3 separate regions of the Mus musculus genome follow, and regions 2 and 3 are each linked to region 1. Evidence: chromatin loops called from intact Hi-C (ENCODE). Cell type or tissue: heart. All regions are shown on one strand.

The links. Hi-C counts contacts between places; a loop is a spot of excess contacts. Peaks named below come from ENCODE experiments on the same cell type or tissue, not always from the same donor. Only the 100,000 strongest peaks of a DNase experiment are listed, where the experiment ranks them.
Region 2: it touches region 1 in a loop (6-fold over the local background); 7 of 42 quality-filtered maps call a loop at or near these places.
Region 3: it touches region 1 in a loop (8-fold over the local background); 2 of 42 quality-filtered maps call a loop at or near these places.

Annotation. Positions count from the first base shown.
Region 1 is chr2:119,108,674-119,116,673 of GRCm38, forward strand. Knl1 (kinetochore scaffold 1) reads left to right here. Exons shown (of 24, transcript NM_029617.3): 24 at 1-1,824. Rad51 (RAD51 recombinase) reads left to right here and starts at 4,141. Exons shown (of 10, transcript NM_011234.5): 1 at 4,141-4,361; 2 at 7,639-7,727. The coding sequence starts at 7,641. In heart, no CTCF peak of the experiment used is centred here; DNase peaks (open chromatin) are centred at 88 and 4,008; H3K4me3 peaks cover 2,012 bases; H3K27ac peaks cover 1,488 bases.
Region 2 is chr2:119,043,462-119,051,461 of GRCm38, forward strand. Knl1 (kinetochore scaffold 1) reads left to right here and starts at 3,658. Exons shown (of 24, transcript NM_029617.3): 1 at 3,658-3,762. It overlaps n-TSgct7 (a tRNA gene), which reads right to left and starts at 3,370; the gene lies at 3,289-3,370. In heart, a CTCF peak has its summit at 3,717; DNase peaks (open chromatin) are centred at 3,410 and 3,680; H3K4me3 peaks cover 2,696 bases; H3K27ac peaks cover 1,874 bases.
Region 3 is chr2:119,283,951-119,291,950 of GRCm38, forward strand. Vps18 (VPS18 CORVET/HOPS core subunit) reads left to right here and starts at 4,792. Exons shown (of 5, transcript NM_172269.3): 1 at 4,792-5,180; 2 at 6,203-6,344. The coding sequence starts at 5,090. It also overlaps the pseudogene Gm14175. In heart, a CTCF peak has its summit at 4,652; DNase peaks (open chromatin) are centred at 4,721 and 5,201; H3K4me3 peaks cover 2,039 bases; H3K27ac peaks cover 1,438 bases.

The DNA of each region.
Region 1 (8,000 bases):
GAGCTACTGGAGAGGAGACATTGCCACCGCGGACAGCTCCTGTGGTGCTAATTCATGAAGTTCATAGGCTGAGGCAGGAAAGGTGCCACCACCATGGACAGCTCCTACGACTGCACCTCTAGCTAGTAGCAGGCAGAATTGGGAAAGGATGTGTTGCCACAGTGGAAAGCTACTCGTGACAGTATCAGGGTAAGACATGGCTGTTTGGCAGGTACTGGCATTTTAACAGCTCATGTTGAGGCATCTTATGGGTAGGTTGGAGCAGGAAGAAGGAGCCAGCAACTGCTTTGACAGCTTGCCCAGAGTCTACATCTACTACACACCAAGTCGAAGGCCAGCCTGGGCTACAGGAGATCCTATTTCAAAAACAGAGACCGAGGATTTCATTCAGGAGAGTGTTCATCTAGCATGCACAAAACCCTGGGTTTGATCCTAAGCATCTGTCTAAACTTAATGTGGTGCACCACAGTGGTTATACTTTTTATTGTCATTCAGACGCCTTGTCAAGTTCTTCCAGGCCATAGCCACCGCCAGTTCTCCCTATTCACAAATTGTGATATGAGCAAACACAGTTGTACACAAGAGATTATCCTAACATCTCTCCTTTATAGTCCAATAAAAGTCTAATTTCTCTAATGCCAATTAACTACATACAATAAGAACAATAATGAGAACTGTCAGGTAGGAATTACATTCAGTGTCTAATCATCTCTGTTTGGCAACTTTGGAAAAAGTACCCCACTATCCTAACTTGGTGAATCTAAAGTTCTGTATTTAAATCACTTTCTACCATAATTGTATGAATCAACCTAAAAACATCATTATTCTCATTGTATGATAATATCAGTTGTGCTGAGGTCTGGGGCCCTGTTAACAGTAGCAATGAAAAGATGGCTAGCTATGCAGCTATCCTAACACCATTTAATAAAATATTTTACCACTATTGATTGGTGATGCCTTGATTATCATATACTAAATTGTTAGTTTTTTATCATTTCAGTTTGTAGGAGGCAGAACAATGAACCCTTAATGTCTACATTTGTAACCCCAGAAATGTAATAATGTTACTCTGTTTAGCCATAGAGGTTTTGCAGATATATTAGCTGGGCAGGCATGCTATCACATACCTGTTAATCCCAGCACTCAGGAGGCTAAGCAGAGAGGATTGTTCCCTAGGCAACATACTGAGACTGCCTTTAAAAAGCAAAATAAAATTCAGAGAGAAGATTACATTCCTGCTGATTCAAATCTGATTGAGCTTGCTTCCCTGGAACTTCAGGTCATTGGGTTACAGATGTGGGTCAGTTGAATACTTGCCTAGTTCAGGAACTCAGAGTTTGATGCTCTGCTCAGTACTACATATACCAGTCATAGTGGTAAGTTCCAGTAGTCCCAACACTCAGAAGGGTCCAAGTTCCAAGTATCTTCATCTACAATGCAAATTTGAGGTAAGCCTGGGCTACATATACCAATTAAAGAACAGACATGACTAAGATTGTATAGTTCAATATTTTTCCAATTACAGTTATATTTTTAGGAATTGTTGGTTCTCTTTTAGAATTCTAGTTCATCTTTTTTCCCAGTTCTTAGGTTTTTGGTTTTTGAAGAAAAGTACTCAGACTAGTTTAAGCATTTTGGGATGTATGGGTTGTGCTAAATTACCAAAAGCAACACCCATGCTGCTGGGCCTCTGAAGAAGTGGAAAGATCTGAAAAGTGATAAGAACGAAAAGCAAGTTTTTGGGTCTTGGGGTATTTGTTTCTTCTACCCCTTTCTATCTCAATTTAACTGAGAATGAATAAACCTTTTCTTGTTTGACAGCCACTGGTGTCCTTTGCCTCTTAAATTTCTAAGCTAAGATTTGCCCAGATTATAATTCTAATTTCCAGGAGGAGCAATTCATTTTTTACCTGCTATCAATCAGTTTGTTTCTTTCTACAACCAAAATGCTTCTTGAACTGGTCTGTCATTGTCAAATATTTAACTCAAACCTCTGTCTCACCTGAAATACTTTTAAGAGGGATTTAGCTCAGTGGTAGAGTGCTTGCCTAGCAAACACAAGGCACTGGGTTAGGTCCTCAGCTCCAAACCAAAAAAAAAAAAAAAAAAAAAAAAAGTTTCATGGAGGAGATGGCAGCTGCCATGAACCCTGGCTACCTGAGTTGAATCTTGAACTTCCATACGTGGTAGAAGGAGATGACTGACCTTCAAGTTGTCTTCTGCCCTCTACTTGTGAAAACAGACACACACACAATGTATTTTTAAACCAAACCAAACCATCCTTTGACGTAAAATAGTATAAGTATAAAATACAAATTTTATCCACTTTAAAACTACTCACAACAGGCAGTGGTGGCGCATACCTTTAATCCCAGCACTTGGGAGGCAGAGGCAGGCAGATTTCTGTTCAAGGTTAGCCTGGTCTACAGAGTGAGTTCCGGGACAGCCAGGGCTACACAGAGAAACCCTGTCTCAAAAGAAAAAAAACTACTCAGCCCTGTGGGCACACACCTGTATGGGGTTGGGAAAAAAAAAAAAAAACAAGCTACATGGGAGTCTGAGGCAGGAAGATTCAAAGTTTAAATGTCACCCTGGGAAATTTATCCAGAGAAACTTAACTAAGGTGTCTCTCAAAATACAAAGTAAATATACATCAAGAATGGTGGCTTTTTTTTGTGCAACCCCAGACGTTGGGGAGCTGAGTCCAATCTGGGTTACAAAGAACCTGTCTCAAAAATAATTACCTGGGGCTGGCGAGATGGCTTAAGTGGTTAAGAGTTCCCACTGCTCTTCCGAAGGTCCTGAGTTCAAATCCCAGCAACCACATGGTGGCTCACAACCATCCGTAACGAAATCTGATGCCCTCTTCTGGAGTGTCTGAAGACAGCTACAGGGTACTTACATATAATAAATAAATCTTAAAAAAAAAATTACCTAGGGCTGAAGAGATGGCTCAGCAGTTAGGAGCACTGAGTCCAGTTCCCAGTAACCACATGGTGGCTCACAACCATCTGTAAATGGAATCACAACCATCTGTAAATGGAATCTGATGCCCTCTGGATGTCTGAAGACAGCTACAGTGTACTCATTAAATATAAGTAATTTTCAGCTAAGCATGCAGCTACGTTGTTGAAGTGCTTGTGTGGCATGCATACAATCCAGGATTCAATCCCCAACACAGAACATAGTAATGTTCCAGCAGTACAGGAAACAAAGGTGGGAGAAGGATTGTCATTCTTGGCATAGAGTTAAGGAGCCGGGCGGTGGTGGCACACGCCAGCACTTGGGAGGCAGAGGCAGGCGGATTTCTGAGTTCGAGGCCAGCCTGGTCTACAAAGTGAGTCCAGACAGCCAAGGCTACACAGAGAAACCCTGTCTCGAAACCAAAAAAAAAAAAAAAAAAAAAAAAAAAAGAGTTCAAGGAGTATGAGATCTTGTCTGAAAACACCTAGATGTATAACAAGAAACATACGAAGTTCCTGGCAAACTCCACAAACCTTTACTTTATTCAATTTTGCTCCTACTTTTCTGGAGTAACCACTACAAAGCGAGAGAAGAAAAAAAACACTAGAGAGTGAGTTATTTCGCTTTAGTTTTTGGTAGTTTTATGAATGTATATATTTAGATTATATCCACCGGTCCCAACCCCCGCCCAATTAAAAGGTTTTTTTTTTCCACCTCGCTGATTCCCACACTGGTTTTCTAATCGCTGGCTCCATTCGCAGGTTTTATCTTTATTCCAGCTTCTTCATCTCTGCCGCCCACAGAGACCAAGAGAACACCTGGTTCCAAAGCATACCATCCCAACTACCAAAGATCCACACTCTGCCAGAACTGGCCAAAGCCTTTCTGACCGAAGTCCACATCCGCTGTGCAAGAAGTTTTGCAGAGGTGCTTCCGCAGCAGTGCATTCTGGGTTATGTAGTCCTGGGCTGATCACATCGTCTTTGCAGACTTGTAGTCCTCAGTCGGGTAACCAGAAAGGCCGGATCAGAACAATCATAAAGGAAGGGAAGAGTGACCCTACGAAATCACTCGGCTTCAAAGCCGTCCGGCATGTCCGTCAGGTTCGCAGCAGAAGCGGAAGTAGGTATGAGGCGGGTCGGAGAAAGGCGTGATGACGTTGCAGCGATAGGAGCGTGAGGATTTGGCGGGATTTCCGAAAGTCGCGCGCCGTGCGCAGATCCGCGCCTGGGCAAAGCCGAGGCGCTCCCACAGGTGTGGCCAGGAAGACTGAAATTTTTCGTAGAAAACCTGACAGAGGAGCAACGAAGCGCGTTCGAGCCGGGTGAAGTGGGGGGAGTGTGGTGTGTGCAGAGCCGGCTGCCCGGAGGAGCGAGCGGCCCGTGGCCGCGGGACAGGTGAGTGTGCGGCGCCGGCGCACCCCTTCCATGGCCGCTCGGCTTCTTGAGCCGGCTCAGGCCAGTGCTCCCGTAGCCAGCTTTGTGGGTCCCCTCTACGCTGAGAAACCGGAGAAAGGCGGAGCAGGGCGACCAACCGACCGACGCTAACTGACCCACTGAATTCGTTGTGGAGAAAACCGACCTGTACTTCAAGCATTTGTTTTGAGACCCGAGGTCACGACCTAGGCTGGGCAGGGCTCGAACTGCTACCCTTAGTCTCCCAATGCTGGGATTTACAAACTTTCAGGTTCACTTCTGTGGTCCGGACGCAGGAAGCTGAGATCAGAGAAAAGTGCTCACAGCTGTTACGTAGTAGGGCCAGGGCTAACAGATTCTTGGTTACTTTAAAATGAGGGTAGTGGCTGGTCTCTCTGGAGACTGAAGTAGAAGGCCCCAGAGTTCAAAGATTGCGTAAGCAAAAGAGTAGCAAAGACCGAGAAATAAAACAAATTTCTAAAGAGAATCTTGGCTAGATGACTCACCTATATAATCGTAGCACTTGGGAGAGGCAGGAGGATGACAGTTTCAAGACCATCCTGAGCCACAAATGGAAGAGCTGTCTCAGAAAAGGAAAAGTGAAGAACAGGGGCTGGAAGGTGGCTCTGCTGTTAAGAGCACTTGCTGCTCTTCCCAAGGAACTGAGTTCAGCTCCTGTACCCACATGGTGGCTTACAACCAACCATAACTCCAGTTCCAGGGGATCCAGTGCCGCCTTCTGACCTCAGATACCAGGCATGCTTGTGGTACGCACACATGTATGCAGGCAAAATTCTCATGAACAAAAAAGAAATCTAAAAGGAACTTCCAAGAAATAAAAATAAAATGAAGTATAAAATACAAAGATGTATAAAATACAAGTGTATACGTGAGTGAATACAAAGTGAATATATTGGGGGCTAGAGAGAGGGCTCAGTGGTTAAGAGCACTGACTGCTCTTTTGAAGGTCCCAAGTTCAAATCCCAGCAACCACATGGTGGCTCACAGCCATCAGTACAACTGCAGTGTACTCATATACATAAAATAAAATCTTTCAAAAACAAGACAACAAAAAAAGAATGTATCTATGTAATCACTAATAGACTGCTGTTACCATGCTATAAACCTCTTGTTATCCTTCCTGGTTTTAGTATTTCCCCCTCACCCTGATGGCTGAACAGTGATTTCTAAAACTGTTCACTAAGGTGGCCTACCTTTAAAAGGCATTATTTAGGCAGGATCTGATTTTGTAACCCAGAAGCTAGTTTGGAACTCGGGATCCTACTGTCTCTGCCTTGTAGGTGCTGGGACTACAGGAGAGTACCACTGTGCCGGCCATATTTTTGGTTTTGTTTTTTTTTTTTTTGATCAAGGATCTTGCATTTTAGCAAAAACTGACCTTGAACTCCCCATCCTGACTCAGCTTCCCCAGCTCATCTTCGCCTGTTTTTAAATTTCATGTAAATATGTCAGTGGTATTGGATGTTTGTTCCATATGCTTGCCAACACTTGATTTTTTTTTAATTTTTTGATTTTTTTAATAATTTATTTTATATGCATTTGTGTTTTGTCTGCATGTATGTCTGTGTGAGGATGTCAAATCTTGGTGTTGTAGACAGTTGTGAGCTGTCATGTGATGCTGGGAATTGAATCTGGGTCCTCTGGAAGAGCAGCCAGTGCTCTCAACCTGAGCCAGTCTCAACACATATTTTATGAAGGTCATATAGTATTTTATGAACTTGGGAATGGGTGTGGGGGCTGCTTTTTGAGATAATTTAACTATGCAGCGCAGCCTGCCCTTAAATTTGTGGTCGTCTTCCTGACTCGCCTTCCAGGTGCTAGGGCAGTCATGGACCTCCATACCAGGCTTTTTTTTTTTTTTTTTTTTCTTTTTTGACAGGGTTTCTCTGTAGCCCTGGCTGTCCTGGAACTCACTTTGTAGACCAGGCTGGCCTCGAAGTCAGAAATCCGCCTGCCTCTGCCTCCCAAGTGCTGGGCGTGTGCCACCACTGCCCAGCTTGAATGATTTCTTTATGTTTGTGTTCTGATTTTCCACCTCTGATTATGCATCTAATTATGTATATAACAAATAATTTCTCTACAGTTTTGAATTTTTTTTTGAGATAGGTAATCCATGCTAATCTCAAACTTGTTATACCCCAGAGGATGAATGGCCTTGAGTTTCTAGTCTCCTTACCTACTTCCCAAATGCTGGGATTACAGACATAACTACCATGCCTGGTTTTATGCACTGCATAGCTTCAAACTCAGGGCTTGGTGCGTGGTAGGCAAATGCTACCAATTGATCTACATCCCAAAGCCCAAAGTTATGAGTGTAAATGTTGTCAGAGCTAAGGGTTTATTTCGGTAGTTATTTAACCTGTCCAGGAACCGGAAATCCATCTTCATCGCTGACAGTAAGATAAATACACTCAGTTTCTTGTTTGCTTGGTGGCACTGAGGATTCGCCCTGGTACCTCTTTTTCATCTCCTGGACAAGGACCGTTCCATAGGCTGCTATATGTATTTCCAGCCTGCGTTTTCAAGGCTGGAAATACTGTTCACTTTTAGATTGTTGTTGCTGTACGTATCTAGTTCAAGAATTCCTCTGTTCCAAGAAGATGGAAATATTCTCTTTTGGAATTTTACTCATCCTGTAGTATAGGAAGAGCTTGGAACTTGCTGCTTTGTGAAAAAAAAAATTTTTTTTTAAATATATTTTGAATGGGCTGTCAGACATGCCTGGGGTGTGTGTTTGTTTGTTTGTTTGTTTGTTTGTTTGTTTTGGTTTTTCGAGACAGGGTTTCTCTGTATAGTTCTGGCTGTACTGGAACTCACTCTGTAGACCAGGCTGGCCTGGAACTAAGAAATCCGCCTGCCTCTGCCTCCCGAGTGCTGGGATTAAAGGCGTGTGCCACTATGCCCCGCTTGTTTGTTTGTTTTAAGCTTATTTTTATTTTATGTGTTTGAATGTTTTGTTTCTGTGCCTGAAAACATAACACTCCTGTGTCGTGTCCGCATGGTCAGAGGGGGTGCTGAATCTCCTAGAACTGAAGTTATAAACACATGAATTTCCTTGTGGGTGCTGAGAACTGAACCTGGATGCTCTCTGTAGAGCAGCGGTTGCTCTTAACCTGTGGATAGGGAGGGCCAGCTGCAGTTCTTCAAAGGTGTGTCGGGAACTAAACTTGCACTTCTTAATTACCCCCGAATGTTTCTCTAGTGTTCACTCATACTGGCGGCTGTCTGTGTTTTTTAGTCATGGCTATGCAAATGCAGCTTGAAGCAAGTGCAGATACTTCAGTGGAAGAAGAAAGTTTTGGTCCACAGCCTATTTCACGGTTAGAGGTATGTTCTTAGTTGCTAAGTATTTTCTGACAATGCTGTAATAAATTGTTCTACCTAATGAAAAAAATTAACCTTTACAGAAATTAAATTAGGGTTTCAGGAGGTTGTCAAGGTTTCTACAGAAAAGCACAGGATTGTAGCTAAAGATGTCTGGTCAAGTCTCTCAACAATTCTCTTCCTACTCTGTTGTCTCCCTAAGAGCTGAACTTTAGAAACGAAGGCCTAGGATCCCCCAGTGGAATCTCTGTGCTACTTATACTAAGTATAAAAATG
Region 2 (8,000 bases), 65 kb before region 1:
CAAAAAAAAAAAAAAAAAAAAAAAAAAAAACCAAAAAAAAAAAACCCAGGAGATGAGTGAGAGCAGACTGATGGATGCGGATGGGGATGTACAGCACGCAGGGGTAGGGATGCTTGTTGATGAAAATGACTTCTGTCCTAGTTTCTTTTCAGTTATGATAAAGCACTCTCACCAAAATCAACTTATGGAAGGAAAGGGTGTATTTCAGATCATAGGTTACAGTCCAACCTCTAGAGAAGGAAGTGCAGGAACTTGAAGCAGAAACTATGGAGAAATGCTACTTGCAAACCAATCAACCAATCAAAAATACATATACATATTTATGCTCAACAAAAATATTTTTAAAATTGTGGAACCAAAAAAAAAAAAAAAAAAAAAAGCCGGGCGTGGTGGTGCACGCCTTTAATCCCAGCACTTGGGAGGCAAAGGCAGGTGAATTTCTGAGTTTGAGACCAGCCTGGTCTACAGAGTGAGTTCCAGGACAGCCAGGGCTACAGAGAAACCCTGTCTCGAAAAACCAAAAAAATGAATGAATGAATGATGGTTCCACAATTTTTTATTTTTTGGTTTCTGGAGGCAGTTGGATCTTTGTCTCAAAAACCAAAACCAACCAACCAACCAACCAACCAACCTACCAACCAAAAATTCACATATATACTTATACAAACTTATGCTCGACTTTTTTTAAAGGCAGAGTCTCACATAGCCCAGGCTGACCTCAAACTGACTGAATAGTTGAGGATATCTTTGAACTGATCTCCAAGGGCTGAGATTACAGATGTGCCACCACACCCAGATCCTTTTTTATTAAAGTCTAATGGCAGGTCTAATAATGACCATAGTTTTTGTTTGTTTGTTTTTCTGGGTTTTTTGTTTTGTTTTGGTTTGGTTTGGTTTTTTCGAGACAGGGTTTCTCTGTATAGCCCTGGCTGTCCTGGAACTCACTACATAGCTCAGGCTGGCCTGGAACTCAGAAATCCGCCTGCCTCTGCCTAAAGGTGTGCACCACCACGCCCGGCATGACCATAGTTTTAAAGTAGTGAATACTGTAATAGGCTGCTTTCTGTTACTACAATAGAATACGCGAAACTGAATGATTTATATAGAATATAAATTTCGCTGGCCATGGCATGGTGGCACACTCCTGTACTTTCTGGACTGAAGAGGCTGAAGCAGGATGTATGATTAGCCTAAGCTAAAGAGTGAGTCTCAGGCTGCTCATAAACAGAGGCATCTGTGGGAGGCACTTGCTCTCAGTTCTGGGGGCTGGAAAATCTGAGAGATGGATGCTCTGTCTGCTGCTCTAGATCAAATTTCTTTTTGCTTTGTTTTGATTCTCCAGTCGGGGCTTCCCTGTGATGCCTCTGGCTCTGTAGACCAGGCTAGCCTTGGAGCTCAGCAATCTGCCTACTGCTGCCTCCTGAGTGCCAAGATTAAAGGCTTGTGTCACTACCCAGTTTGGATCAAATTTCTGACACACAAAATTTGACAGACACTCTCAAACCATAGGAATTCTAAAGCAGTCAGAGTAATATAAAATACACGATTTCAATCAGAGGCAAAGTCACAGGCAATATCACTGAAGCTCATTGCCTTATTTAAAAGTGTTTTTGATGAGAGATTATGAAAATGATTGTCGCTGCCCACTCTTCACCCACAAAAAATTGGCTACTAAATTGTCTGCAAGGCCCCTGAAGGGATGTATGTCCCACCAGGACAGAAAACGGACAGTAAGACATGGCTGAAGAGAACTGGCCAAAAGTGCCCAGACTGTGAAGGTAGCAACATTCCCAAGGGATTTGGACCTAAAATGGAGGAACCAGGAGAGAGGCGTCTGACTGCCTTCCAATCATCAGTGCCACAAATCTTGCTGAAGCACCTGCCCCTGGTGCTGGGCTCTTGAACACTGAGCATGCCCAGTGAGAGGAATGTAAAATCACCACTCCAGGGGATCATTAAGAACTCTTCATGATCTGGTACCATACAGGATGAGGGTTAAACATCATGGAGTCAATAGATGTGGGTTACACTGTCCTGTCTGCAACTTAGAAGCTGTATAGCCTTGGACAAATTAATCTTTCAGTGTAAAACAACAATAATAGAATATGAAGACATCTATCATGATCACAGGGTTCTGCAGAGTCGGAGACACATAATCCATGTAAAATGTATGTTGCTTTTAGTTATGTAAAAAACATTAAGGGTTTTTAAGTGTGAGTTGAATGAATTTGTCTGATGATGTTACAGGAGGAAAATCTCTGTTCTTTTTTCTATTCCTAATCCTTTGGTTAAATCCAGAAGATTCAGCTTTTTGTCTTTTGAAAAGGTAGTCGTGTTCCTCTTCTTCAGTAGTTTCTGGATCATAGCAAGATTTCAAATGTCATGGGCATTTTTGTTTGTTTGTTTGTTTTGTTTTTGGGAGTTTTGTTTTGGGGTGGGGGTGGGGGGATTGAGACAGTGTTTCTGTGTAGCCCAGACTGTCCTGGAACTCATGCTGGAACTCACTCTGTAGACCAGGCTGGCTTCGAACTCAGAAATCCGCCTGCCTCTGCCTCCCAACTGCTGGGATTAAAGGTCTGCGCCACCACTGCCCTGCAAAGGGTTCACTTGGGTTACCCCCCCACCCCCACCCCCACCCCCACCCCTACCCCCACCCCCATGGGCACCTTTTTAATGTATACATTGAAAACAAATCCCATAGCTTGCTTAAGGGCTGGAAGAGGTGGCATTTGTAATGCAATATGGTACTTCACGATCAGGACAGGTATTAAACCCCCAAAATAGCGATTATGGGGGTATAGCTTTGTAATCCTAGCATTTGGGAAGGCGAGACAGGATGATTTTTAACCTGGAGGCTAGACTGCTACACAGTAAAACTGTGTCTCAAAATAACAAAAACAAAACAAAGCCCTCGGAGTAAGAGCTCATTAAAGACTGAAAGCATTCATCTCAGAGCTAGGACATTTCATGTTCCAGACCACCACTGAACATGTCCTGTTATTTTACTTTGTAAGAAATTAAATTCCTAGAAAAAAGTCTCTTTATCTGCTTTTTCTTCATCTGTGAGTCATAACATTCCAAAAGCAGCCTTTCAAATATCTCAATTCCTTCAGCTGATTTCAAATATCAAATTCCTTCAAATTACAATATCACCAACTAAAACACCTCGATGCTGAGACTAATTGTGTTAGATAGAACCTGATCGGAATTAAAACCCGAAGCAATATTTAATCACTTCCATCCTGTGGATTATAAATTCACATTACACTAATTAGCAAAAGACACTTTCGACGAGGATGGGATTCGAACCCATGCGTGCAGAGCACAATGGATTAGCAGTCCATCGCCTTAACCACTCGGCCACCTCGTCCCAGAAGCTAGTTTCTTCCTGGTAGCTATAGGGAGTAGACACAGAGCGCTGTGACGCAATACCATGGAAGTCGCCATTTTGTACGGAAGCCAACAGTGCGATTGTTTACTCTGCAAACACTCGAAAGAAGATGGCCGTTCTCAGAATAACAGAGACGAAGAAAATTCTGTAGAAAAGAAGAAAAACCCGAGGGAACTTAAGTCAGAGCAGAGGAGGACAGAGAAGTTTATGTCTTAGGGGCGGGGCCGGTCTGGAGCCGAAGGGGTGGGGTCTGCGCGGCGCGCAGCACTGAGCATGCGCATCACTAGGGCGGTTAGATTTGAATACTTCAGGGACGTTGAGAGGTGACGTCCGACTCCAAGGAGCGCGAGGACCCCAGACAAGTCAAGCAGGTGGTCGGTGGCGGGTCAGAATGCTCCTTTCCGTTCTGGGCTCCTGAGAGGGCTCGGGTTCTGTTTGAGTGCTGAAGGGCGGGCGCGGGTTGCTGAGGTCGCTCGGTCGTCGGGGCGATCTCGGAAAGGCCCTGCAGCCGACCGGACCGCGCGAGCGCCAACGGCCCGCTCTCCTTCTCCTGGAGCGCCGCGTTTCGCTTCTCCTTTCCCAAAGCCGCTCCATTCCCGGGGTCGTGTCGTCTGCGCGGTGCGCCGTGGGCCTCCGGGTTCGCCCCGCCCATCATCTTTGGTCAGGGCTCCGGGATCCGGTCCCACCGTCTCTCGCCAACTCCTTGTGGTATGTGTTTCTGACCGACGTTCCCTGCTTCCGTGGTCTGAAGGCGACGAGTGAACTTTAAATTGTAGGCTCCGTCCGAGCACAATAATAGAGTTTCGGGTTTCTGCAGGTCCAACATTAGTAAAGACAAATCGGTGTGTTAGATTACATAAATTTCCTTTCCCATCCAAAAGACTTTGGATTCCCTTTGGGAAGAAAAATATTGCCTACTGCAATTTTTAAAATGTACTAGACGTTGTAGTTTGATTTATGCTCATATATTTGAATGCCGAGTCAACTGAGAGTGGCACTGTTTGAAAGGATTAGGAGGAGGGGTGGCCTTGTTGGAGGAGATGTGTTAATGAGGGATGAGCTTTGAGGTTTCCAAAACTCTGCCTGCTGTTTGTGGACGTTCTTGGCTACTCCTTCAGCATTGTGTTTGCTCGCAGGTTCCCCATGATGACTGCTATATAAGTCTCTGAAACTGTAAGCAAGACCCCCAATTAACTGCTTCCTGCTATAAGAGTTGTGGCCATGGTGTCTCTTCACAGCAATAAAACTGTGACTAAGACAGAAGTTAACAGAGATAAAGCATGTGGCTAAAACCCAAAGCAGCAGTTTATTCTAGACACCAAGGTTGACCGTTAGTTTTCATTTCAGTTAAATTGGTTCCGTTGAGTCCCTTGTATGTCTCATAGGTTCATTGTCTTGTGCTAAAGTAGACTTCATGGGGATGGCATTTCATTGGTCAGATTGTTGGAGAGATGATTTATAAATATGGAAGGAAATATATCGTAAGGTATTTGGTCATTAAAGGTTAGGTTCAAGCAGTGTACTTCTTGACTATGTGAATGGCTGGAAACCTTTACAAGTTGATAGATGTAAATGGAGTAAAATGTTTGGGATGGTGATATAAATGATGTGTTTGATGCTGAGAATACGAGAAGGTACTGATTCTAGATACTGGATCGAACAAGCGTTTCCAATAGAATTTTCTGTGATAATAATATTCTATATCTGCACTGTCCAACATGGTATCTATTAGCAGTCATTTTTGGCGCACTTAAAATATGGTTATCAAAGAAATGTAGTATGATTACCAAAAACTTGAGTTTTAATTTGTTTCATCTTAATTTCATTGTATATAATCATTCAATTTGACAGCACAGGTCTAGAGTCTGTATCAGTGGAGTCTGAATCAGTGAAAATGTTTGTATATTTTGGTTGTATAAATTCAGGAATGGACAAAGAGCCAGATAGTATTTAGGCTCTGCTTGCTGTGGGTCAGTATGATGGTCTCTGCTACATGATGTTTTGGTGGTGATGTTTATTTTCTTCAGTTAAAAGAAAGTTCTCAAAGGTTGCTTTGGCCCACTGTTGGTCTGCAGACCCCTGGATTATTTAGACTGGTGGCTCAAACTTTTTGGTTCAAACAGTCCAAAAGAAATACTTAATATCCTCATTTTTATATAGCTTGGTTCAATAAATTTAATGAGTATGTCCTAACAACTTGGTAGCCATTTGGTAAGTGTAAGTTGAAGGAAAAGATAATAAACTTTTTTCTTAAGTAATCAAGTTACTAATTAAGTCCACTAGCTTTTATTCATACCAGTTGCCAAAGCTCTTACTTCACAATGATACGGTATTATTGATGGTAATGTAGATAGATAATATTTTGAATTAGTTCATGCAGTGCCTGATAGATTTCAAGAATGGCTGTTAAAAAAACTAGTAGTATCCAAAAACCTGTAAGTATATAAGTAAAAACCTGTAACTATATGCTATAAGTATACCCCTAAATGCCAAATGTAGTTTTCTAGACAATCAATAATTAGTATGAATGTGATCAAAAGCATTTTATAAGTACGGTTTATTACAGTGGTTTAGGGGCTTGACCTGTTTTGTTAAAGGTGTAACACATGGGTTATATAATAAAATACACATTTAATGAAATTAGAGACTTCCAGAAAGTTTTGAATCTCATTGGTTAAGTGGTAACTAGTTCACAAGTTGGAGAGGAATGGTTCTCAAAGACTTTGAAACAACAATGGTTTAGGTTACCTTGGGTTAATAGTTCCTAGTAGTTACCTGTTTTGAGTACAGAACTTAAAACTATTCCTGTAAAAGATAAGCTGAACTTGAAATGATTTCTATAGAGCAGTGGTTCTTCAGCCTTGCTAATGCTGTAACCTGTTAATACAATTCCTCAGGTTGTCGTGACCCTCGAACATAAAACTATTTTGTTGCAGCTGGGTGTGGTTGGCACACACCTTTAATCCCAGGATTTGGTAGGCAGAGGCAAGTTCTAGGCCAGCCTGGGCTATAGAACTAGCTCCAAGACAGTCAAGGCTACACAGGGAAGCCCTGTGCTGAAAAACAAAAACAAACAAAAGTTTGTTGCTACTTTATAACTAATTTTGCTACTGTTATGAGTTGTAATATAAATATGTAATATGCAGGGTATCTGATATGGGACCTTTGTGAAAGGGGTTTTTGGTTCCCAAAGAGGTCACAATCCACAGGTTGAGAATCACTTCTATAGAAGAGACAAATGTACTAGTTAATAGTTGTAAGTGCTGCATGTTTACTTGTGAAGGGGACTCATTCAGAAAATAGCCATTGAGCTCCTACCATTTAAAAGTACTGCTAGACCATAACAGGAAACTCAAGACACACCACTTTATTTTCATAACTTTCTGCTGTGGTAAAGGTATTTGAGCGAAGTGATAGAAACACCCGTTAATATATAACAAGTTATATAACAAGATTTTAAAGTACAGTTGTAATGCTACCAAGAAGACTTTGTCTTTCTTGCCAAGAGAGAATAGCACTTTATTAGTACACTAATTTGTGGAAGAACTCTGTATAGGACTAGAACAGCGAGTGTGGCTACTAAAATCAGGAAGTAGTCAGGAGTAATGAAGTCTGAGAGACAGCCAGAGACCGTCTCTTCTAAGCCTTATAGGTCCCAGTGAAGAAGGTCAATACAGTAGCAAGCAATTGCTTTAAATACATACATTTATGAGCTGAAGAGATAGTTCACTAATTAAGAGCACTGGCTGATCTTGAGAGGAAGAACCTTGATTCAGTTTCTTTTTTTTGTTTTTTTTTTTGTTTTTAGGTTTTTATGGATTCTTTGAGTTTCATATTATGTACCCCCATCATGTTCTGCTCCTCTCCCCGTCCCCTCATATCAGCCTTTTGCTCTTGCATCCTCCTCCAAAATAAAACACACACACACACAGACAACAACAAGTCCAAAACAAAGCATAGAAAACAGTAGAGACGGTAGTAGTATGTTATAGTGTGACCCACAGTACATCCCTCTGACCACACATTTCACTTGAAATGTTCATTGCGATCAGTCATTGGTCTGGTTCAAGATCTCTGGCTTCTGTGACACCATCAGTATTGGATCCTCTTTGGGACTCCTCCCAGTTATTCTGTTGTTGTCCTGTATCATGGAGATCCTGCAGCTTTGGATTCTGGGGTGGGCCATCTCAGAGCCCTGGATCTGGGTCTAAGTGGTAACAGCTGATCAGCTCATTAGTTCTCCCTTAATTACACCACCGGTGCAAGCTTTCTACCACTGCTCTGGCTAGGCCGGCCAATACCACCATCAGCAGGAGGCAGGGTCAGCTCTCCTGCTCTCATGCTCTTGGGACTAACTCACCTGTGCCCCTTCCACCAGAGCCAGCTCCACTGTGCTGCCCAGTCAAGGCATAGGGCCCACTCTCCCAAGTGCTGCAGCCTATGAGGGGCTGGGACCGCTCTCCTGCTCTCACACCCTTGGGGCTGGCTCATCTGAGCCCCTTCCATCAGGGCCAACTTCACTGTGCTGCCCAGGTGCCCTGTTCTTCTGAGCGCTAGCCAGTGAGGGACAGGGCTAGCTCTTCTGCTCTTATGCCCGCAGGGCCAACTC
Region 3 (8,000 bases), 180 kb after region 1:
TGTCTCAAGGCTCTCCCTTCAATGAGAAAATAAAACTCTGCCTATTTCCTGACACTGTAGGATGAGCTCATTTTTTTTTTTTTTTTTTTTGGAAGTGTTTAGAGAGTACTCTTCGAGAGTAGACTCTCACAGCAGCTCCTTCTTGGCCAAAGCTGGTTTTCTCAGATGAGGTCAAGACTCTGCCTGAGAACTATCAAACAGATTTGTCAGGTAAAGTAACTTTCAGAGGTTTGTCTTCTGTGAACCAGATGAAAAGGAATTCTGCGGCCCAAGGTGGTTTGTTGGGTGAAGGGGGTAAAGGCCTTGATGTCAAGTTGGATGGCCTGAGTTGGGTCCCTGGAACCACACAGTGGAAAGAGAACTGTCTGCCACAAGTTGTCCTCTGTCCTCCACACGCACAGTGACACATGCCCTCATTCACCCCAGTGTGCACGGCATCAATAAATGTAATTGCTTTTTTAGATGTATTTACTTTTGATGTGTATGAGTATTTGCCTGGATGAAAGTATGTGCACAGACTTTAGATGCCCCTGGAACCAGAGTTACAGATAGTTGTGAACCACCATGCTAGTGCCAGGAACCAAACCCAATTTCTGTAAGAGTGCTCTTGCTTGCTTAGCCTTCTCACCAGCCCTCTAGTTTAAATTAAAGCAACAAACAAACAAACAAGTGATGAAGAATTGCATGAAGGAAAAGTAAACTTAAGAAAATAATAGCCGGTTGTGGTGGTACACGCTGGTAGGATTTGCTGAAAGAGGCAGAGGCAGGAGGATTGTGAGTTTGAGGCCAGCCTAGGCTACACATTAGCCTTTCTGGTGGTGACAACCTCCCTAAGAGAGCAGGCCTCGAAAAGGATCTCTTTCATCCCTCTACTGAGGAGAAGAGGAAATGCAAGAAAAATCGCCTGGTGCAGAGCCCTAATTCCTACTTTATAGATGTGAAATGCCCAGGATGCTATAAAATCACCATGGTCTCTAGCCATGCACAAATGGTAGTCTTGTGTGTTGGCTGCTCCACTGTCCTGTCAGCCTACAGGTGGGAAAGCAAGGCTGACAGAAAGACGCTCCTTCAGGAGGAAGCAGCACTGAAAGCCCCTGACTCAAGATGAGTGGGAACCTTCCCAATAAACACATTTTGAATATAAGAAAAAAGAAAATAATAACAATGTCTAAGGATTAGCCTTGTAGCTCAGGCCTGCTGTCCTAGCATTCAGGAGGCAAGAGAGTAGAATGGTCATGAGGCTTGTTTTGGGGGTACAGAGTAAGGCTTGGTCTCAAACAACAACAGCAATAACAAACTGGACATGGTAGTACGAGTTATGTCATAGTTCTCAGGAGAAGCATCAGGAATTCAAAGTCATCTTCACGGATACCTGGTAAGTTCAAGGCTATCCTGGGCCACATAGTGAGTTCTAAGTCTGCTTGGGACACATAAGACCCTGTCCCAAAAAGCAAAATATATAAAGCGTATATATATTTTTAAAAGATTTATTTATTGTATATAAGTACACTGTAGCTGTCTTTAAACATACCAGAAAAGGGCACCAGATCTCATTACAGATGGTTGTGAGCCATCATATGGTTGCTGGGAATTGACCTCAGGACCTCTGGAAGAGCAGTCAGTGCTCTTAACCGCTGAGCCATCTCTCCACTCCCCAGATCCCCCAAATCAGTTGTTTTGTTATCTCTTGTCCTCTACTTGGTAACAGTCTGACATTTGGGCCCAGTCTTGTTGTTGTCAGTGCTGGGGCTTGAATCCAGACCTATACACTTCAGGCTCAGGGAACTGTTTGTTTGCTTGTTTTATATATTTGTTTGTTTATTTAATATATGTGAGTACACTATAGCTGTCTTCAGACACACTAGAAGAGGGCATTGGATCCCATTACAGATGGTTTTGAGCCACCATGTGCTTACTGGGAATTGAACTCAGGACCTTTGGAACTTACTATGAAAACCAGACTGAACTTGAATTCATGGAGAGGTGCCTGAATCTACATTTTTTAAAAATCTTTTTTAATTATTTATTTTGCTTTTGCTTTTCGATGACAGGGTTTCCCTGGCTGTCCTGGAACTCACTCTGTAGAACAGGCTGACCTGGAACTCACAGAGATCTGCCTGCGTGGGATTAAAGGTGTGCCCCACCACTGCCTGGCAACTCTATTTTTAAACAGATTCTTCCCTGGGCCTGGAACTCCCTCATTGTTAGATTGGCTGGTCAGTCGGTGCTGGGAGTCACCTGTCTTGTCTCACAGCAGTGCTGGGGTTTCAGAGGCTTGCTTTGTTGTTTTAATCACTCTGTTGGGGTCAAAGGTGTGTGTCACCTTACCCTGCCAGATACCTGCCTTAATGTGGCTGCTGTGACTCCTTCCTCAGCAAGCACTTTACCCACGGAGCTATCTCCCCAGCCCTCCCTGGTTTTGAAATAAGGCTTCATGCAGCCTAGGCTGGCCTCTACTTTGTTCTTACAGTCAAAGATGAACTTTTTCTTCCTCTTTAAAAATTTTACCTACCTTTCTTTCTTTCTTTCTTTCTTTCTTTCTTTCTTTCTTTCTTTCTTTCTTTCTTTCTTTCTTTCTCTCTCTCTCTCTCTCTCTCTTTCTTTTTCTTTCTTTCTCTCTCTCTTTCTTTCTTTCTTTCTTTCTTTCTTTCTTTCTTTCTTTCTTTCTTTCTTCCTTCCTTCCTTCCTTCCTTTCTTCCTTCCTTCCTTTTTCTTTTTCTTTCTTAAAATTGAATGCTTCAAGAATTTCCAAGCACAGGGGCCTATGCTAACCTTCTCTGTATTGTTTCAATCTTTTAGTATGTATGCTACTATAACATGCCCCCCCCACTGCTCTCTCTTATTCTCTTATAATTTTATTTATTTATTTATTTATTTATTTATTTATTTATTTATTTATTATCTATATTTATTTATTGTTTTTTTTTTTTTCCGAGACAGGGTTTCTCTGTGTAGCCCTGGCTGTCCTGGAACTGACTCTGTAGACCAGGCTGGCCTCGAACTCAGAAATCCACCTGCCTCTGCCTCCTGAGTGCTGGGATTAAAGGCGTGCCCCACCACTGCCCGGCTTCTTTTATAATTTTGACCTTGAGATTCTAACCCTCCTATTCCCACTTCCTGACTGCTGGGACCATAGTCACCATACCTAGTTCTGTGCTGTGCTGAGGGCCTCATCCTATGAAACTAAACAAACCCTCTTGTCTGCCAAGTAAGCTAGATCCATAGTCTCCAATTTCATTAAAATCTAAACCTTTTCAATTCAACAGCAAATCCAAGGCTGAGGATGGAGCCCACGATGTAGCACTCACACAGTATCTGTGAGGCGCTGGGTTTGATTCTTCGGGTCTGGATCTTAATTTAGTCAACAATCCGCTATTAAATACTAGTAATATTTAAACACAAACTCACCACTCAGTGATTTGTATAACATCCGACTGTCCGCACACCGTTAAGAGATTTTTTTTTTCTCATTTTATAAATGTAGAAACTGAGCCATGAGAGAGTTCGTTTATGCAAATGTCTAATAAACATTCACTAGTTAGTTATTGGTGACTGCCCTGGAGCAGGTTACAGGTAAAGCTGGGGTTCCCCAGTAAGTTCCCTAGCAGTGCCCTGAGCTCAGTCATGTGACCTCCACCCCCTCTCATTTGGCTCCTCCTCTGTTCCCACCAGCCAGGTCTCCAGCTGTCCCCACACTCTCCTTCATCTGCCTGCCATACCTAACCTGTCACTAGGTCTCTGGTGCCTTCCTCTGAGATGGTCTCCCACTTCCCAGCTCTCTCTCTCCCGGATGGATACATAAGGCCTGTCTTCTGCCTCAGGTCTCATGTCCTTTTCAAACACCTGCTTCCCAGTACCAACATCAGATCTTATCCCCAGTTATAGCCTCCAGTGGATCACACGATAGCTTCCACAGTCTGCCCAAGGCCAGCCCCGCTTCCTCTCCACCCCATTACACGGCTTATAGGGTTTCGCTCGTGACTTTCCTGAAGACTATATATAACCCCCTTTTCTTTTTCTGATACTAGGGCTTGATCCTAAGGCTTCCCACATGCTAGACAAGGACAGTCAACATCACTCAACGTATAGAGTGCCTGGAAGTAGCCTGCTTCAGTTTTCCCGGTGACCCTTGCCTCTCCCCCTACACTAAGGAGCTACTATGAGGCAGCTTACTTAACCTGGCCATTGCGTTGTCAATTTCTTTCTGTTTTGTTTTCTGGGGGTCTGTAGCCCAGTCCTTAGTAATCCTCCTGCCTCAGCCTTCCCACTGCTGGAGATTAAATTTTGTATGGTTTTCTTTTTGCGGTGTAAGGAAAAAAAAAAAAAATCCAGGTCTTATACCCGCTGGGCAAGGTGCTTATGCACCACTGAGCCACACTTGTGACCCATTCAGCTACTTCCTCTGGAAGCTAGGGGGCCCTGGGGTGAAAGAAGGGACACTCAGACTGTTCTGCCTGTGCCTGTGAAGGTGGACTGAGGCAGCAATTCGATTGAGGAACAGGAGGTAGTGTGACAGATGGAGGAGCACCGCCGGCCTTTCAGTGACAGTCTGAGGGAGTGAAGTCTGAGCTGCGGAAGCCTAGGATCCGCGCAAGCCTGTTACTGGACGCCGCTGGGAAATCCCGGGCTGCCTCCTAGCGCCAACATGAGGAACTGCAGCAGCAGGGTGGCCCGCAAGCGCTCCTCCCCCGCCGCGCCGAGTCTCCGACAACGCCTCCTTGTGGAGGCTCAGGTGCCCAGGACTCCAGTTAACACTCGCGGCTGAAAAACCCGGAAGCACGTCATAAGCACGCGTCACGGGGGCGGGAGTCAGCTGAGCTGCCTGGGCGAGGTTGTGATTACCTGGGATCTGCTAAGGGGAGCCTATAATCTCTTGGGACTGGAGCTGGGGTGCAAAGCTGCGCCATGGACTAGTTGGGGCTCCTCGATCGTCTCGTCCTTCACAGAGAAAGCGAAAAGGGCCCCAGAATTTTTAAAAGGTTCTCAGGATCTGTCAGACGCTGGGGAAGCACAACTTGCAAATCCAGGACGACCGGGGTCCCAGTTGTGACCCCCAGCCCCCAGATCAGAGATCCAGAACTTGATTGCCATGGCGTCCATCCTGGATGAGTACGAGGACTCATTGTCCCGCTCGGCCGTCTTGCAGACTGGTTGCCCTAGCGTGGGCATCCCCCATTCTGGTAAGTTAGAAGAGGCCGCCTCTGCCCCTTTCTGTTATGGTAGCATTTACGGGGGAGAGAAGCTCTAGAGCTTGCAGCGTGTGTTTAGGATCTAAGCCCCAGGCCTTTCTTGTCTTGCCCAGCTTGTCATTGGTCGAAGTTTGAAAGAGCCACAGGAACAGCCTCGTGATCTAGGCCTTAACTCAAAGGTCCTTCAAAAGAGGGAACTTGGGCTCAGATAAGGAAGTACTTGTTACTTTTGTCTATAGGCTGCAGTTGGGAGAACTGAATATAGGTTCCAGGCTTCTGTGTCTTGTTCTATGGATTTTTTTTAAAGCTTTTGGAGTCTGTGTATGTGTTCGTTCCCACCAGACTTCATCTTGAGGTAGCAGAGGAGGCAGAATGAGCACTGAACTTGGTGGAACGTGAATGTTATAAGTGAAGGAGGGTCGATCCAAAAGGGAATTTTGTTACTGAACAGGAACAATGGAGATGATTGTCCCGGGGTAAAGCTGGCTGCAGTTTAGAGTGTAGGAGAGCAGCGCAGGGTTACCCACACTATGATGATATTGCAGCGGACTATCGAGAAAGCAACTGTAGCCTATGAACTGGACTGATAGGACTGGGTTCCCAGAACTCTCTACATACAATGGAGACTCACTGAACCATACTGTGTGGACAGCAAGGAAGGGACTTTAGTTTCTCTTGGCCAAAGACCATAAGGGAGAATGCCAAAACCATCCTCCCTGTACTGTCTCCCCCCACCCCCGTTACCACTGGGAACGTGCATATCATGATACAACCTCATCTCAGGCACAGAGAACCAATCCCTTACTACTGTCACAAGTGTGGGAAGAGCCCAGGACCCTTCCAATAAAGACAACCAGAAAACTATTTCATGTTGAACTCTTTATGAACCAAGACCCTGTGGGTAGGAATATACTTGGGAAGCAGAAGTATCAGCTAACACTGGGGTTTCTCTGGGTTTCTGGGTGCCTCACCCCCCTCTGGACGCCTTTTTCTCTTGTCTTCCCCACCTATAGGGTATGTAAGTGCCCACCTGGAGAAGGAGGTGCCCATCTTCACCAAGCAGCGGGTTGACTTCACCCCCTCGGAGCGGATCACTAGCCTCGTGGTCTCCTGCAATCAGCTCTGCATGAGCCTGGGCAAGGATACACTGCTCCGGTAGTATCTTTGGAGACTTTTAGCTGACTAGGGTCTTTTTCCATACTTAGCAAATGACACAATAGCTTTTCAGGAGATGCACTATTCCTTCCCAAAGAGAACCAGTGTGGTGGCTGAAGATCAGAGAGAACTATGTTCAGATTCCACCCATGCTGTTGAACGAGTCAGCTAATCATTCTGGTCTTTCAACAGGGGGAAAGGTGCTCTCAGCCTCCCAGAGTTAGCCACACAGATCATTGGGACAGTCTGGAATCCTGAAGTATGTCCGCTATTTGCCAAAAGTGTTGACAGCGTTGTTTATCATTTGGGATAAGCCATCTGGAATAAGACAGTTAGACCTCTGTCCCACAAGGATGAATCCCAGCACGAATAGTTATTAGAACAACGGGTGTTGGGATTGTGGCCCAGTGATAGAGTACCTGGCATTCCTGAGGCCTTGGGTTTGATTCCCGGCACTGCAAATGAAATGCTGTAGATAAGTGAGGCTGGAGTTCTGTTGGGAGAGTTCTTGCAGAGCACGCTCAGTCCTTGATTAGATACTCAGCATAGCAGAACCCGGGTATGGTGGTGCACACAGTGCTTGGGAGGTGGAGGCAGGAGGATCTCAAGTTCAAGGTCATCCTTGGCTTCATTGTAAGTTTGGAGAGCCTGTTTTAAACAATCAGACTTAAGTGTGTGGCACATGCCTGTAGTCTTAGCACTCGGGAGGCTGACAGAGGAAGATTGGGAGCCAGCGCTGTGCTGCATAGTGAGACCCCTGTCTCAGACAAACGAAAAAAGGAACAAACCTCTTAGAAACGAGTAAGATGACAATTTATAAGAAAGGCGAGTGTATACAAAGCCCACAAGCAGTGCACCCAGCAAGAACTTCAGGGATGGTCAGCCAGGAAAGAGCTTTCTTTGTAAGTGTGAGAACCCAATTTCAGATCCCCAGAACCCATGTAAAAAGCTGCACTCCGGCAAATATGTAACCCCAGCTCTGGAGTGCATTAGAGACAAGTGAGTCTCGGGAACTTGCAGGCTAGCCAGTCTGGCCAAATTGGTGAGCTCTGGATTCAGTGGGAGACCCCTATCCCAAAAAATACAGTGGGCTGGAATTTGCTTACATGCGCGAGAACACATACACACACACAATTAAATAAGATGAATATTTAAATTATATTCTATTCTGGGTGTAGTAGTACACACACATCTTTAACTCCGAATACTTGTCAGGCGGATCTCAGAGTTTAAGGCCAGACTGATACACAGAACTAGTTTCAGGTCAGCCAGGGCACAGAGAAACCCTGTCTCGAAACAAAGCAAACAAACAAAAAAGAATGAAGTGCTCTTGACCAATGAGGCATCTCTCCAGGCCCTTTACCTCCTTCTAACACATGGAGCACAGGGATCAAACTCAGACATCAGGTGCGGAGTCGAGAACCTTGACCTGCTGGGTCGTCTCACCAGCCCCAGAAATGTACTTTGGGAGTAGAGGCAGCAGAATCAGAAATCCAGGGTCACCCTAGGCTACACAGGAAGATCTAGGCCAGCTCAGTTTACATGAGATTCTGTCTGCCTCAAAAAAAAAAAAAAAAAATGGGACAGAGAGAGTGCTCATCAGTTAAGAGCGCTGGTTGCTCTTGTGGAGGCCCTGAATTCAATTTCCAGTGCCCA